2 separate regions of the Mus musculus genome follow, and region 2 is linked to region 1. Evidence: chromatin loops called from intact Hi-C (ENCODE). Cell type or tissue: left cerebral cortex. All regions are shown on one strand.

Region 1 (8,000 bases):
CTGCCTGGCTGGCCAGCAAGCTCACACCACCGATCCCTCGAATCTAACCTCCCTGGGCCAACGCTGGGGTTACAGGTGCGCGCAGCCACGCCTGGCTTTTCACCATGAGGGCTGGGGATGCACTAGGCTTGCACACTAAGTGCTCTACCCACCAAGCCACCTCCCCAGCACCCCTTGCACTAATTTTATCTGCCTTCATCTGAAGTTACTGCCCCCACAGCCCCCTAAGGAGAGGTGTGTGACTATCAGTCACGCAGACAATGTCCCAAGCTCCTGGCATTCTGGCTCAACTCCACCCCAACAGTTACTTAGTAGCCCAGCCCACTATAAAAGGGGCTGCTTGGCCCCTCCTCGCTCTCTTTAAGCATTCACCTTTCTTACTCTCCTCTCTAGCCCTCCTTCTCTCTCTCTCTTCCCCTTTCCACATGGTCATGGCCAGTCTCTCTCTTTCTACCTTCTCTCCTTCCCCCTGCTTTCTACAATAAAGCTCTAAAACCATAGACTGTCTCTGCTCATCAAGGCCTGCCGTGCTTGGACAATGGGATAGGCTTTGCCCTAACTAGCAGCATCAAACCTCCCACCAGAAGGCCTTCCTGCGCTCCAGCCATGGACCAGACCAAAGACTCTCATCCACGTGGAACCCACCGAGTGCCCCTCTTCCCTTGTCCTCTCCTCCCTTCAGCCCTGGGGCTTACTGAGTCGACCCCGGGGGGGGGGGCCCATTCTGTTCTCAGCTCTTCCGCAGTGTCCAGCGTGAGATGCCCCATGCTGAGAACCTGGTACCTAGGACTGCCCCTTGTCCACCACCCACCGTGTGGGGTTTAGTGGCTTCACACAGCCTGATGCCCACCAGGGGCTGTGTGGAAAGCATGTGGCAGTCCTTTCATGTCTGCCCGCCCAGAGCACGGGAACTCTGGCGGGATGCGGGTTTTCTCCCACTCCCTCTTTCTCCCACACCCACTGCTCCACAAAGGACCACCTCTGGGCCTCAGCTTTTTCTCTCTATAAAATGACAGGTGACTATATTCTAGGAGCCTGGGTGTCAGTGCCAACCCGGTTACGTTGTACATGAAGAAAATGACATTCAGAAGCGCCTTGCGATGTCACGGCCAGATGCACGGACACTTGACAGATCTATGAACTACTAAACTCCAAGCCTTATATGAACTACTAAACTCCAAGCCTTCTGATTTCAGAATATAATAGCCCAGCATCCCTGAGCTTCACAGATCAAAAGAATTGCTTCCTTGTGCAGAGGGTAGGATAAAAGATGGTGGGTGGAGGGCCCTGGTCCCTAACATGTGCTCTTGAGTGAGCAAGCCAATGGTCTTCTCTGCAAATAACAGCCCATGGAGATGTGATTCTCCTGGTGAAGCTACACAACCCACAGAAACAGAAAGCTAATTGGCTCTTTCGAGACAGTGGAGAATATGAGGGTGACAAATTGTGTGCGCGCTACTCAGTGGCGGGATGCTGTGACAGAGGGCTGCAAATGCCACTCCGGGGATGTGATAATGAAGGCTCTGCATGCACAACACGAGAGGCAATTATTCTGTTCTCCCTGGCACTGGCTCCTCCCTGCAGGAGAGCTGCCCACAAGGCTGGAAGGAGTTCAGCAGAGAGTTCACCAAGGAAGCCAGATGGAGAAAGAACAGAACTTGCTGTCTGGATCTGCCATCCCCAAACAGACAGAGCGCGTGTCTGTCTGCGCTCTCCTTATCCTGGAGGACATGAGGAGGAGGCAACCTGAGGAGGAAGAGGCTTTAGCTGTGATGGGGAGAGATCGGGGCTGCTTCCAGAGGGTCTAGCACTGGCATCCTTCATGGCTACAGATGTCAGCATAATAAGGTGCTGAGGCCAAACATACCACTAGCTTGTAAAGCCAGCGTCTGGGGGGGGTGGGGGGGGATGGAGACGCAAGATTACACGTTCAATGCTAGCAGTAAGAGAAAAGAAAAAGAAAAGAAAAAGGAAGGAAAGATGGATATGAGGTACTAATAGTTTAAGAAAAAGGTGGACATGCAGTTAGGAGTTGGGGTAGGGTGGGGTGGGGTGGGGCGTGGTTATCGGTTTACAGATGTCTACGCTGAGTTCTCTTTCTGATGGTCGCAGCCTCTTCCTCAACCAGTTCCTGAAAGTTCCAGGAAAGAAGACTTTACCTCCTTCCTCGGCTGGATGGGACCAGGCCTGCTAATGAAACTGTACGGACCAATCCTGTCCACCCACCCAGATCAGGTGAAGGCAGATAAAAGACCTAGGCTTGACCAGAGACCAGGCTGTCTATGCACAGCCCACTGCCCCACAGCCCTTCGACTCATCCAAAGTTGTATAGCTAGGTAGTGTTAAAACTTGAGACTTCAAGCCTTCCAGATTTGGGTGAGATCAAACAAAAGGGGTGTGTGTGTGTGTGTGTGTGTGTGTGTGTGTGTGTGTACATACACACACTGGAACATATAAGCACAACCCAGAGGAGTCAGTTCTCTTGCTCTACTACATAGGTTCCTAGAATCCAAGTCAGGTCATCAGGGTTGTCGGCAAGAGTCTTTACACCATGAACCATCTTACTGGACCCAAGGAGAAGAATCTTCTTTGTGCGGCGGAGAATGTCCAGGGGTGACTGCCTCTGCTTCTCAGGCTCCAGGGCTTACAGTGGCTACTTCTCTGCCAAGGCTAATTACCCTTTGACGGAATATTTTTGGTTGTTATGACTCCAGTGGGCAAAGAATGGGAGCGAAGGGGAAATCCTACCTGACTCACTTCTGCATCCAGGCACTGATCATTTGCGAAGGAGGATCCCTGAGCCAAGCTCCCATCAGCCCCCTCTGCTCTGCCACACTGGGAGACAGGCTCCCAGCTCACGCACATGTGGGGACAATCCTTATGCAATCCTCAGCAGGATGGACACTTATATAAATCCTCTGGGTTCACCAAAAGTACTAAAGAGATGTGGTTGATCCCTTGCTACAAATACCAACATTGAGACTGATGCTGCACCAGGTCATGTGACTCTTGAGAGAAGGGCTCTAGGGTTTAACTCAAGCCAGTTGGTGTCACTTGACATTTTTCAAGCTCCCTGAAATCTGTCTGTACCTGTCCACCTCTGTCTCTACACCAAGAGGCAGCAGGAGCTACCTGTGGTCTGGGAGGCTCCAGGCAAGGCAAGGGGAGGTCACAGACTGTAATCTTGACTCCTTGGCTCCAGGAACCTCTGACCTGCACTATGAGTCACAAGATACCTTCATGGGTGACAGAAGTGCTACCCAAGGTTGCAAGATGGCACGCACTCTCAGGCCTGTGGACTGGTGGCATCTGGAAGCCTATTCTGTAGGTGCTTTCTGGTAGCTTACAGTCTCACAGAGTGGTCAACAGGTGAGCTCATGCTACAGCTATCTGTTTATGAGAGGGACAGTATCCTCTCTAGCAGCGACAAGGAACTCTGGCTGGTGAGGAGGGTGGGTGTGATCTAGGCTAAGCCAGTAGAGGACAAGTCTTGTCCTTCTTAGAGTGGCTATCCCTTCCTTCCCAGCCAGGCTCAGCCCTGCTTGCCAAGGTGCTGAAGTCCTTTCCAAAACGTGTGAGGGGTTTGTTCCTGCTTCACAGTGTGGCTGAGCCTCTAGTTCACCTCTAGCTCCATCTCAAGGCCAGTTCTACCAACAAACGCATCGTCTTAAATGTGCCTCAACATCTCCATCCACAAAATGGGAACATCGCTCAACCTTTTCAGCATTAAACAGACTACAGAGAAAAACCAGCTTGAGAGTGAGCTTGGCTCTCTGCTCTCCAGTGGGGTGAAGATGGAAGAGGATGGGTGGGTAGTTAGGAAACACGTAGGAGAGGAAAGTGGGTTGGAATGGGGATGCTGGGAGGGGCAGGCTTAGGAGTGAGCCGGTTCCTCCCACTTCTTGTTCCACCTGGAGCCATGGCGGCGGGTAATCTCTCCACTGATTGCCGGCAGCCTTGCTCAAACACACTCAGCCATTCTTGCTGATTAAACCTGCTGTTCTAACTGCTGTGTGGGCTCAGAATCAGCTTCCTCCCATTTCCATAAGGAAGTGGAACACAATCAGTTAGAAGGCTCCTGGTTGCCTGGCACAGAGGCTCTGCCCAGCCGCTCCGTGTGCAGTGCAGCCTCTGTCTCCTCGTTTGTTAATGTGGGTTGTTAACATCCTATTGGTTCCCTGGATTAAGTTAGATCTGTATGTGTTGGGCTGGCTCGGAGCCTGACCTATAAGATGTGCTGTAGCAAGGCACACAGCTCATCAAGGCTACAACTGTTATTGTATCAGTCCTAGCTACAAATGGCACTCTTAGACCTAGTCTTGGAGTCGTGTCCGATGGACCCATCTTGGTCCCATCACCTGAGGGGCAGCCAGCTGAGCCAGCTTCACTGTGAGGGAAAGCAGCCGAGGCGTCAGCAGGGGCTGCAACAGTTTTTCTTGGCAGAAACTTCAAAGTAAAAGAGACCACTGAGGAAGGCAGGGAGGGCACTCCACAAGGTCATCCCTGTGGCCAATTAGGCGACCTTGCCTGAGGTCACTGCCAAGTGTAAGGAGAAGCAGTGATTTGGCTCATGGCCCAGTGGATGGACGACAGGAAAGGGCAGGCTGAGACTCTTTCCTAACTTGTTAATGTGCTGGCACATATACAGGGAAGGCATAGTGCAGAATACACCAGTCACTGCTTGTAGCCTCCATTGTGCTGCGGCGGCGGCATTAGAAAGTGTCTCTTGCAGATGGAGGGACTTCTCTGCCTGCCGCAGTGTGGATTTCATGAGGGTTAAATGAGCTTACATGAGATAGCCCATTTAGGACAAGGCTGGGCGGTGCACAGTCTAGCCTCGGTGAATGTATTCAGATGTTGCAGAGATGGAGCAGTGTGATCAGGTGGGACAAATAGAGTCACTGGTGCTGAGGTTGCTAGGGGGTGCTGAGGTTGCTAGGGGGTTGGTGATGGCTACTCAAGAGGACTGTGCTTGAGAGTCGGCTCGGTCACAAAGGGGCCTGCTGGACAAGTCTGAGAACCTGAGTCTGAGCCCCAGCACACATATAAAAAGTGGCTATGGTGAACGCTTCTAATCCCAGTGCTGGGGTGAGGGGGGACAGAGACGGGCAGATCCCTGGGCCTCACTGTCCAGTCAGTCCATCCTAATTAGTCATCTCCAGGCCAATTAGAAAAAAAAATCTCTAAATAACAACTCCCGAAGTCTCCTGACTGGCAAATGGGCACATACTCACACACACTCATATACACATTCACACACATACACATACATTCACACTCACATACAGATATACACACTTTCACATATACACACATGTTCTCACATAAACACTCACCACACATTCACACACACACACATACTATCACACTCACATACACACACCCATACACATTCATATACATTCTCACACACACATATACACCACACACATATACAGACACATTCACACTCACATTCATTCACACATTCACATACACACTCTTTCACACATACATACACATCTCACGCACATACATGCATTCACACTCACATATAGATATACACATTTACACTCTCACTCACACATACACACACACATTGACACATATTCACACTCACATACACACACACATTCACACATACACACACATTCACAAATACACACACATTCACAAATACACACACACACACACACACACTCATTCCTACAGAAGGTGATGCTTTGAATACAAGCTGTTCGTTGATGGGTAGGAAACAAATGCTATAGGTAGGACCCAGGCTGGCACCCTATGGTAATACAGGATGGTTTTGATTTCCCAAGGGCCAATGATGAGTTTGGAAAGGGAGAGCTGGAGATGGGCATAAAGGTCTATCCTGGAAGGTCTTGGAGGTTAGGCAGAGGTATAGAAGATGGTAGTAGGTGAGTGGTCAGGCAAGGCTGGAGCTGGAGAGTCATCTTGGACAGGAGACGGTTGTTAGAGTTAAAAAATGACAAGGATTGGCCTGGGCAGCCGGAAGAGGAAATGAGATGCACAGAACCAACACGCACAGTTCCCCAGGCTGCCTTACATGATGGGGGGCGGGCACCGCCCACTGCTTGGTTCTGCCTGGGAGACCTGGGGGAAACCTTGCTGTTCCAGGAGATGCTGCAGCCAAGAGAAAGGTGGAGCTATGAACCTTCATGGTGGATCTGCAAGTGCGGAGCGTCATGCTAAGAAGACTCCACCTCACTCTCAAAATGTCTCTAGAGTGGGTCTTAAACCCTTAACCAGGAACCGAGGTATATCCAAGCTCAGTCCAGATCCGAAGGCGCCAGAGGTCTGGCTTCTTATCACACTGCCTGTTCCTCTGACATCTCACAAATCAAACCTGCAGAGTATGCTCCAGGCCATCGAATCAGATGACAGAAGCCAATGCTGTCCCACGGAACCTACAAATGCTATCACGTTTCCCTTGCTTGGCTCGTCTAAGAACAGCAAATGGGCATCACCGTTCCTGTGCCCTTTGTTCATTAAACCTCAGATTCCCAAGATGGAGTCTGGAAGCAGGAAGGAACCGGGCAGGCTCGGAGATGGAATCTCTTTCCACTGTGGGTTTTTGTTTGTTTGTTTGTTTTTCGAGACAGGGTTTCTCTGTGTAGCCCTGGCTGTCCTGGCACTCACTTTGTAGACCAGGCTGGCCTCGAACTCAGAAATCCGCCTGCCTCCGCCTCCCGAGTGCTGGGATTAAAGGCGTGCGCCACCACACCTGGCTCCAGTGTGTTTTGAGAAGCAAGAGAGCTGGGAGCCCAGGGCTCTTGTGGATACCAGACCTTCCTCCCATGTGGAAGACTTAGTCGTCCCCGGAGTGGGAGAGAGCACAAACCATTGGCCAATCTGTCCCGTGGTGAGAGAAGATGCCAGCAGGGATATTCCTGACCCACAGCAGAGCCAGTGGCTACATCATCCTGGCACTCGGGAACAGGAGAGTTCACCAGTATCTGCTGGGTATTGCTCCAGTTTTTGTCACAGAAATACGCATGGCATTGCCCCCTTGAAGGCTGAAGAACCAGAACCTCGGAGGTGCTAAGGAGAATGTTCCACGTCACATAGACAGGGGCGTGGGTCGAAGGAGTCCTCCCTCCACGGGCGCTCTGGAGAGGTCGGTGCCAGAAGCCCAGCTCTTCTTTTGTTTCTTTTCTTTTTTTAGGTCTTGGGTTGGGGTTGAAAACCGAAGGTGGGGTTTGCTGTTTTGCACAAACGACCTGCCTCGCGCGTCATCCAAACACCAAGTTCCGCTTGTGGAGGAAGTGAGAGGTGTCGGATTCGGTCATGCAGAGCGCAGCTGGCCAGGCTGCCGGAAAGAGAGAGACTGAGCTTGCTGTTGCTGTGAAGTTGTGGACTCGGCTTGAGTCAGGGCAGGAGCCATTCCCATGTCAGCACCCAGTACAGGGCCATTGTCCCACCACCCTGGCCACTCATTCCGGTCATTTCCTCCCCAGTCTCTGAAATCCACATGAAAGGAAAAAAAGAAAAAGGAAGGAGAGGTTGGGGAAAGAGAGGAAAAGAAACAGGAAGCAGCAGCCTGTCCAGGCATCCTGGGCTAAGGTGGCCTAGGTTGCGCCCTAAACCCAGGGGTGGGATGTTGTGGGCTTCATGTGGTCCAAAGCCATGCGGTTTGAACCATCCTTTGATTAACAAAAGAACATAAGACTATGAAACAAAATGAAATTATAACAAATATTTATTAAGGATGGGGGAAGGTAAGCAGCGAATCACTGTCGCCTGGAGTCACATCTTTTTACCTGCGTCTCTCTGAGGTAGTTTACCACAAATGAATGAGTTATACTTCCTGTTTGTAGCTGACCTCCCTTCCCTAGGTCACCCCTGCCCCTCAGTGCTGTCTGAGGTTCCAACACTTGTGTATCTGCAGTAAATGTACTATGATCCCAATATCTGAGCGCTGAACACTGTGGGCTTCTGTCACCCTAACTCTTTATGGGAATTGAATGATACCCATAGATGTTCCACATACAATTTGA
Region 2 (8,000 bases), 79 kb before region 1:
TGTTGTTCTAGGCCATTAAGTTCATAGCCTTTTTACAACAGCAGTAGGAAACAGTGTCCACCGAGCCCAGGAGACAGCATGAGGGTGAACTCTAGAATCACCAGCATACAGTGGGGATTTGCTTGACAAGGGCTGCCAATCACTCACAGATGGGAAGCCGAAGGTTTCTAAGGGGAGAACCCTCCGCCTAGGGGACTACTGTGGCGTCTGAGCTGGTTAGCCTTTTTCCGGGGTCAGGTACCAGGGCAAAAAGTAAGAGAGCAGTGTCAAGTTAGTGTCAGTTTTTGTGGCATAGGAGACCCCCACCTTGTGATCTTAGTTGTCCCATTGGGGGAAGGTGACATACCAGAGAGGTGGAAATGTTTATTTAGTATCTGCTAAGTGCCAAGAATTCTGGCCTGACAAGACTGGACTCACTAAGAATATGAACTTTTGCAAATGTCTTAGAGCTACTTGCAGAAGGTCTACAGACCAGGCATTGGAAAACAGTGTCCACCAGAGAGACACGCTAATCAGTCAACTGGATTATCCCAATGTCCGTGAAGTCAGACGGTGTTAATGAAGGCATCTTAGTTACTTTTCTATTGCTGTGGCAAAGCACCACGCCCTACCTATACAAGTAGGCACTTAATTTGGAGCTCATGGTTCCAGAGGGTAGTAGAGCCCATGACCAGCATGGTAAGGGATCATGGCAGCAGGCAGGCAGGGAGGCAGGCGGGCAGGCAAGCATGGTGCTGGAGCGGTAGCTGAGAGCTTATATTTTGAGACAACAGCCATGAAGCAGAGAGAGACAGAGACAGACACAGAGAGACAGAGACAAAGACAGAGAGAGACAGAGCTAACTGGAAATGGCATAAGCTTTTGAAACCTACAAGCCAGCCCCCAATGACACACCTCCTCTAACAAGGCCACACCTCTGAATCCTTCCCAAACAGTTATACCAACCAGGCACCAAGCCTTCAAATGGATGAGTCTATGGGAAGCAGTCTCTTTCTAACCCCAGGAAGTTAGATACTGAGACATCAAACCACTCTATAAGTGCCATGTGAGAAGACGTGTGAGAAGAAGTAACAAGGACAAGGAGGGCATCCTATAGGCCATGTCTCCACCAGGTCACACCAGATACTCTCCTGTGACAGATGTCTTCATCTTCTGGCCTGGGGTGACCCTGCAGGAGGCTCCCTGTAATAAACACAATGATAGACAGGGGGATTTTTCTAGCCAGACCCCAGCTGGCTTATCCCAACTCTATAGTGAGGATCTAAATGGTGCACATGAACCCAGAGGACTGGGGTAGAGGTGTGTGTGTGTGTGGGGGGGGGCATCTAGGAAGTTCTGGTGTCTCCATGACTTGACTGGAACAAGGACTTCAGAGCCAGGAGCCTGAAGGATTCAGATACAAACAAGGCCAGGGGAGATGGGAGTAGGGGCAGGGTGGGGGTTCTGCAGACTAAACAGATTTCCCCTCTGATCCTGCCTTGTACTGCAAGGCCTGCCCTTACAGGTAATTTTGCTATTTACCCAGTATGAATTTACATATGCCCAGACAGCAAAGAGTTTCAGCTTTGTGGCCACAGGATCATAGATACTTGAATTTGTGCTGTGTACTAATAAAACTTTATGTAGAGACAAACAAAGAGAATATTTAAGCACATATACCATTGGCCTAGCGAGGCAAGTAATATAATAATAAGGGATATACATCCTTGGGGAGGTCAGACAATAAGACAAAATACAGAATTAATATTAGAGGTGAGGGAAAAAATATCAGCGAGTAACAAGGCAGGGTGCAGGGAGTTCCTTTAGTAGGGATCACAGAGCAAAGATTCCTTTTATTTTTATTTATTTATTTTTGTTTTTGTTTGTTTGTTTGTTTGTTTTTTCAAGACAAGGTTTCTCTCTATAGCTCTGACTGTCCTGAAACTCACGAAGACTACTCACTGCTGTGTAGACCAGGCTGGCCTCAAACTCACAGAGATCCTCCTGCCTCTGCTTCCCGAGTGCTGGGATTAAAGGTGTGGGTTACCACACCTGGCTTTAGATTTTTTTCTTTTTCTTTTCTTTTCTTTTCTTTTTTTCTTTTCTCTTCTTTTCTTTCTTCCTTTCTTCCTTCCTTCCTTCCTTCCTTCCTTTCTTTCTTTCTTTCTTTCTTTCTTTCTTTCTTTCTTTCTTTCTTTCTTTCTTTCTTTTTTCTGAGACAGGGTTTCTCTGTATAGCCCTGGCTATCCTGGAACTCACTCTGTAGACCAGGCTGGCCTTGAACTCAGAAATCCGCCTGCCTCTGCCTCCTGAATGCTGGGATTAGAGGTGTGTGCCACCACGCCCGGCTTTTTTCTCCTTAAATAATGCTTTTTTGAGTTTATTTTATTAATAGGTTATATGTATTCTTCCTTTTCTTTTGACACAATAGCTAAGCATCCCAGACTTGCTTTGAACTCATTACAGGGCTGAAGATAACTCCCAACCTCAGATCTTCCCTTTAACCTCCCACCCCTACCCCAGTACACACCACTCTGCTCAGTGTGCTATTAGCATACACTATGCATATGGGATTAAGGGTCTTGACACACCCATAGACATCACATGTGTATAAAACATACTCTGATGAAATCACCCCTCCCATTTTCCATCCCTTGGGTTCCTTTTCGTCTCTGTAGTCTACTTTTCTTGTCTCTCCTCTTTCATCTCTCCATGCTAAACCTGCGTCTGAAGGGCCAGCACCAGAAGCGCTGAAGCAGGAAGATGCTCCTGCGCAAGAGGTAATTGTGTCCCGGGATCTGCCTGCATCATCTGAGGACTCACAGTATATTTCTGGATCTGTAATCATGAAATAGTGGCTGTGACTCTGGCAAACTTCAGTGGAGAACCACTTGCCAACATAAGTCCATCTCACTTGAGCCTTATGGTGTTTTTTTCTTCTCTATTATTTTTTCTCTTCTCCCCCCTCCCCCGATTTTCTTTGTTTTTCTCCCTCCTCTTCCTCTTCTTCCTCCTCCTCGTTTTCTTCTTCTACTACAACATGTAGCCTAGGCTAGCCCCAAGCTTTCTATGGCTGTGTGGACAAGAGTAACCTGAACAGCCTCCTGCCTGTGTCTACCTCTTTAAGTGCTGATATTGCTGATGTGTGCAGTGTTAGGAGGCACTGGGGATCCAACCCACTGCCTTGTGCACGCCTCGTAAGCACTGTACCGGCTGATTGACAACCCTCACACACACACACACACCCCACATACTTCCTCCCTTTTATTCAGGCTGGGACCCCAGCCCTAGGGTAGAGCTGTTCATGTTCAGGACAGTTCTCCTCATCTCTGCTAAGCCTTTCTGAAAAACACCCTCTCAGACACCCGAGAGGTTTGTCTCCTTGGGGATTCTCAATCTTGTCAGATTGACAGTGAGGATTGATCCTCACAGAATCTCACTGACTGGCAGGCTGAGACTCTGAGTAAAGCGAATTGTTGGGGCCACTTACTTGTCAAGTGGCAGCACTTGGATTTGAACACAATCCAGTTGGTTCGCTCTATTTTACCACCCCTCACCCATCTCCCAATGTTAACTTTTCTCTGGAGCAGGAACTGACGGACCTGGAGTTTGCCGACTACCCTTAGGCCATGTGAGTGACAGCCAGGCCTCTGGCTGCAGGTTCTCAGACTGAAGGCCGCCACCCCCACTGACTATCTGCTGAGTGTGAAGTGCTGAGGGCTATGGCTTGGGGGTGGTGAGCCGCAGCAGCTCAGCTGGGCAATTTGTGCTAGAAGGAAGAGTTCCTGGCCCAGAGCTGTGTTCTGTTCCCATCCTGCCTCCAATCTGCCCCCTCCACAGCCCCAGACTTCCGCTTGAGTCAGCCCAAGGCCTGCGTGGGGGCGTCCTCTGGTCTTCGGCAACATCCTGTGCTGCTCTGACTCCTGCATACCTACTTTCCATTCCCAGGGAATTCCTCCCATCAGGGTTCAGGGTTTTTTTTTTTTCTTTACACACCCAGGAGCCAAACAGCCCACAGAACAATTAAAAGTGACTCCCTTGAGGTACCCCAGAGCCATCCCTGCATTGTACAGTCTCCTGCCTCCAGGGTCTGGCAGGGCCTCCTGCCTTTATCCCCAAAGGTTCCAAGCTCTCCTTTAGCCTAACTCATAAGAGCTTCTCTTCCAAAGAGTCTCTGTCTGACTCTACAGAGCTGTCTAAACTACTAGGGCACACATCTGCCATTTTGTTTGCCCAGCCTCCCTCCCATCCTGTCTAATCGTTCTTTTGTAGTTGTTTTTACAGGCCCATTTTAAATTTCTTTTTTTGTTGTTTGTGAGACCGATCTTACTTTGTAGGATCTTACTTCCTGTCTCTACCATCCTTAGATAGGCATTACAGGTGTCTGCCACTATGCTCAGAAATTGTGCCTCTGGCCATGAAAGAATATAGGTAATTTAAACAATTCTGGCATGATTGTCCACACCTATAATTTCAGTAGTTGGACAGTTAAGGCTGGAGAATTCCCAAAATTTGGGGCCAGCCTCAGCTACAAAGTCTGGGGTGGGAGTCAGTTCTGTAACTCAGTTTGTGGCCCAAGATCTAGAATGTACTAGATTATTAACGAAGTGTTTTGCATATCATTTCTTGCTGTAAAAAGTTTTAAAACAGTGATTTTCTTAGAAACTGTCCCGATTACCTTGTCCCCACCCTGCCTCTCTTGTCCAGGTTGGCCTCCAACTCTTGACCCTCCAGCTTCACCTTCCTGGGCACTATGAGTATTCATATATGACAACAAACCATCCTGGAAGCAGTGTTTTAAAGGAGTATCTCTTAGTAATACGGTGTGAGTTTCTCACTGTTAAGACTCCATGCCTGATATAGCTGTCTCTTGTGAGGCTATGCCAGTGTCTGGCAAACACAGAAGTGGATGCTCATAGTCAGCTATTGGATGGATCACAGGGCCCCCAATGGAGGAGCTAGAGAAAGTACCCAAGGAGCTAAAGGGGTCTGCAACCCTATAGGTGGAACAACAATATGAACTAACCAGTAACCCCAGAGCTCGTTCGTGTCTCTAGCTGCATAGGTATCAGAAGATGGCCTAGTCAGCCATCATTGGGAAGAGAGGCCCCTTGTTCTTGCAAACTTTATATGCCCCAGTACAGGGGAGACCACCAGGGCCAAGAAGTGGGAGTGGGTGGGTAGGGGAGTGGGGGGTTATGGGGGACTTTTGGGATAGCATTAGAAATGTAAATGAAGAAAATACCTAATTTTAAAAAAAGACTCCATGCCTGATATATATACACGCATGCATATGCGAGTGCGTGTGCACACACATACTTCCATGGACACACATGAACGCACACACACATACATGCATACATGCATGGACATGCACACATACATGCACACACACACATGCACACGCACAGGGGAGGATAGAGAACAAGCATATGGCTTGCCTCTCTCACTCTCTCAAGGCTGACATTCCCCCCATCTTTGTACTCCAAGGCCTGTAAGGAGAACTGTCTGCGGAAGGTCAGTAGCTTTGACTGAGTGTCTTTATTTAGAACATTCTTTTTGCTGACGCTCATCCCATTACCTTTGAGTGTGCGGAAATGGAGCCCATTAGAAGCACGGGCAGGCAGGAGACTTCCAAACGGACTCGGACTGCTGCTGAACCTAGGCTCACCAAGCCACTGCGGTTTATTTTATCGACAGGCTTCTCTCTCTCTCTCTCTCTCTCTCTCTCTCTCTCTCTCTCTCAATGGCTCCTGCATTCTCTTGCTTTACCAGCGCCAACCAGTTTATGGTGAAAGGCAACTTAGCTCTCAGTGATAACTTCGGCACCCACTCTTATCTCTGCTCCTCTCATCTGGGATGTGTGGCCTACTTTCCGAGGCCCCCATCTGACTTTTGGACATCTACATCCAGAGCTCTGGCTGGCCCAGGCAGTAGTGTAAACATTCGGCACTCACTCCTGGTGGGGTGCTGTTACAGACCCGCCTTGACTCTTGGCTTAATGACCTGTGTGTCCTTCCATAATCTGGATGGCTAGGGTCCGAGAGTCTTTAAGAAAGCCATTTCTTCCAGCATTGCCTGCTTTTCTGTCCCATTTTGTCCTGTGGTCTTCCAGCGTGTGGCTTCTGTTTAAAGCCCTACTGGGGTGTTGCTCTTGTGTCTCCAGCTTTCTTGGTTGCAGAATTGAGGTGATAATGCTCACAGCATCAATGCTGGTGTCTTTACATTAAAAAGTACGTGTTGTAAGGTTTTGGGAGTGACACACATAGACGAAGCATCTGTTCAGGGCTCCCACTGACACAGTGAGGGCCTCTGTCAGCAAGGAGAGGGTGGGAACAGGCTCTGGGTCAGCATTTATCAAAGCAGAAAACACATATGTAATTATCCCGAGCAAGGAATTCTGCTTCTAGGAGGTAAGCCAAGCAGGAGAACAAAGACCCACATATGTTTATTGCAACAATGTCTATGACATAGCAGAAACCAGAAACCATCCACACGTTCATCCTTTGGCAGGGTAGGCGACTGCTGCCCCAGCCGTGAGCACAGCTCTCTGTAGTGATCTACTGGATAACTGTAGGCTTGATGACAAGTGAGTTTTCAGAGAATATATATATATATATATATATATATATATATATATATATATATATATATGCATGAGTGTGTGTGTTTGTGTATATCAGGCATAGGTGTTAACAGTGAGAAACGCATGGCATAGTACTACGTGATGCTCCTTTCTGGAAACAACTAAAAAGCAAACAGAGAGCAGAGAATGTTTTCCAGGGAGGGGACACAGAGGTGGAAAGAGGGTTTTAAGCAGTGTGTCCTAGTACACTTAAACTCTTATCATGCGGATATATGCAATGTTAACAAAATTTAGAAATGGAAAAAGAGGGTAAGCTGGCTTGGTGTCCTGGAGTGTGCCTGTAATATCAATTTCCATGAGGTGGAGGCCAGAGGATAGAGAGTTCAGGGCCAGCTTAGCTATGTTATGGAGACTCTGTCTCACAAACAGACCAATATTTTTAAAAAGGAAGGAGGGGCAGATAAGTTATTTCTGTCCTGACCACTCCCTGTGTATTTCTAGAACATTCGTGTGATGCAGATATCGGCTCTGACCGTGACCTATGAAGAATGGAAATCTGCCACACACTTTTGGGAACCAACGAAGGATGTGTAAGCACAGATCTTGCCCGTATGTGTGCCTCCAAAAGACCCATGCGTCGTCTGTAAGGAAAGCCAGTCACCCAAACCCTGTATGGTCACTTGTAGCCTCCAGCAGCCCTCCTCAGGCTCCCTAGTGTGCTGCCTGTTTCTTCAGGCCTGTTCTGTGTCTGCAGTGTTTTCATACATCGTCTCTGCCTTTGCCTTCCTCTGTCTCCACAGCCCATGAGGTAGCCAGGCCACAGACGCATCCTAACAAACATTTGTTCTTCACATGGCTGCCAGAGTGAGCTGTCCAAACCCTAAGTAGTAAGGTTCAGTGCTTACGTCCTGACTAAACTGGGCATTGCTGTGCCTATATACCTATGATCCTAGAACTGGAGAGATGGAGGCAGGCTCACCTTCAGGTCTGAGGCTAGCCTGGGCTACTTAAGAAAGGCAATTCAGGTGGGGAATACCTGTAATATCAAGGCTTGCTTGAGAGGTGAAGACAGGAGGATCAAGAATCCAAAGTCACCTTTAGGAGTTAGAAGACAGCCTGGACTGCATGAGCAACTATTAGGAAGGAAGGAAGGAAGGAAGGAAGGAAGGGAGGGAGGGAGGGAGGGAGGGAGGGAGGGAGGGAGGGAGGGAGGGAGGAAGGAAAAGTTAAATTCTACCTCATAGATCATAGCTTTTACAATAAAAAACAAGCCCATTACTATGACAAAGATGCATGGTGGGCCCTGACCCACTTCTCTGTTATTACCCCACTGCCTAACATGTCTCTGCTCCAACCATCTTTGCCCTTTTCCTGCCCCAAAGTGTCTACATTCCTTATTCCTAGTAGTCGATTGGATCTTCCTGGTTCCTCTCAT

The links. Peaks named below come from ENCODE experiments on the same cell type or tissue, not always from the same donor. Only the 100,000 strongest peaks of a DNase experiment are listed, where the experiment ranks them.
Region 2: a loop joins it to region 1, with 3 times the contacts of the local background. A loop is called at or near these places in 3 of 42 quality-filtered maps.

What each region holds. Positions count from the first base shown.
Region 1 is chr19:53,424,089-53,432,088 of GRCm38, reverse strand. No RefSeq gene overlaps it. Among named protein-coding and RNA genes, the nearest start is that of 4833407H14Rik, 33 kb to the left of the region's middle. In left cerebral cortex, no CTCF peak of the experiment used is centred here; DNase peaks (open chromatin) are centred at 1,565, 2,844, 4,076, 4,546 and 1 more place; H3K27ac peaks cover 1,137 bases.
Region 2 is chr19:53,503,444-53,511,443 of GRCm38, reverse strand. No RefSeq gene overlaps it. Among named protein-coding and RNA genes, the nearest start is that of Gm30826, 15 kb to the right of the region's middle. In left cerebral cortex, no CTCF peak of the experiment used is centred here; a DNase peak (open chromatin) is centred at 3,794.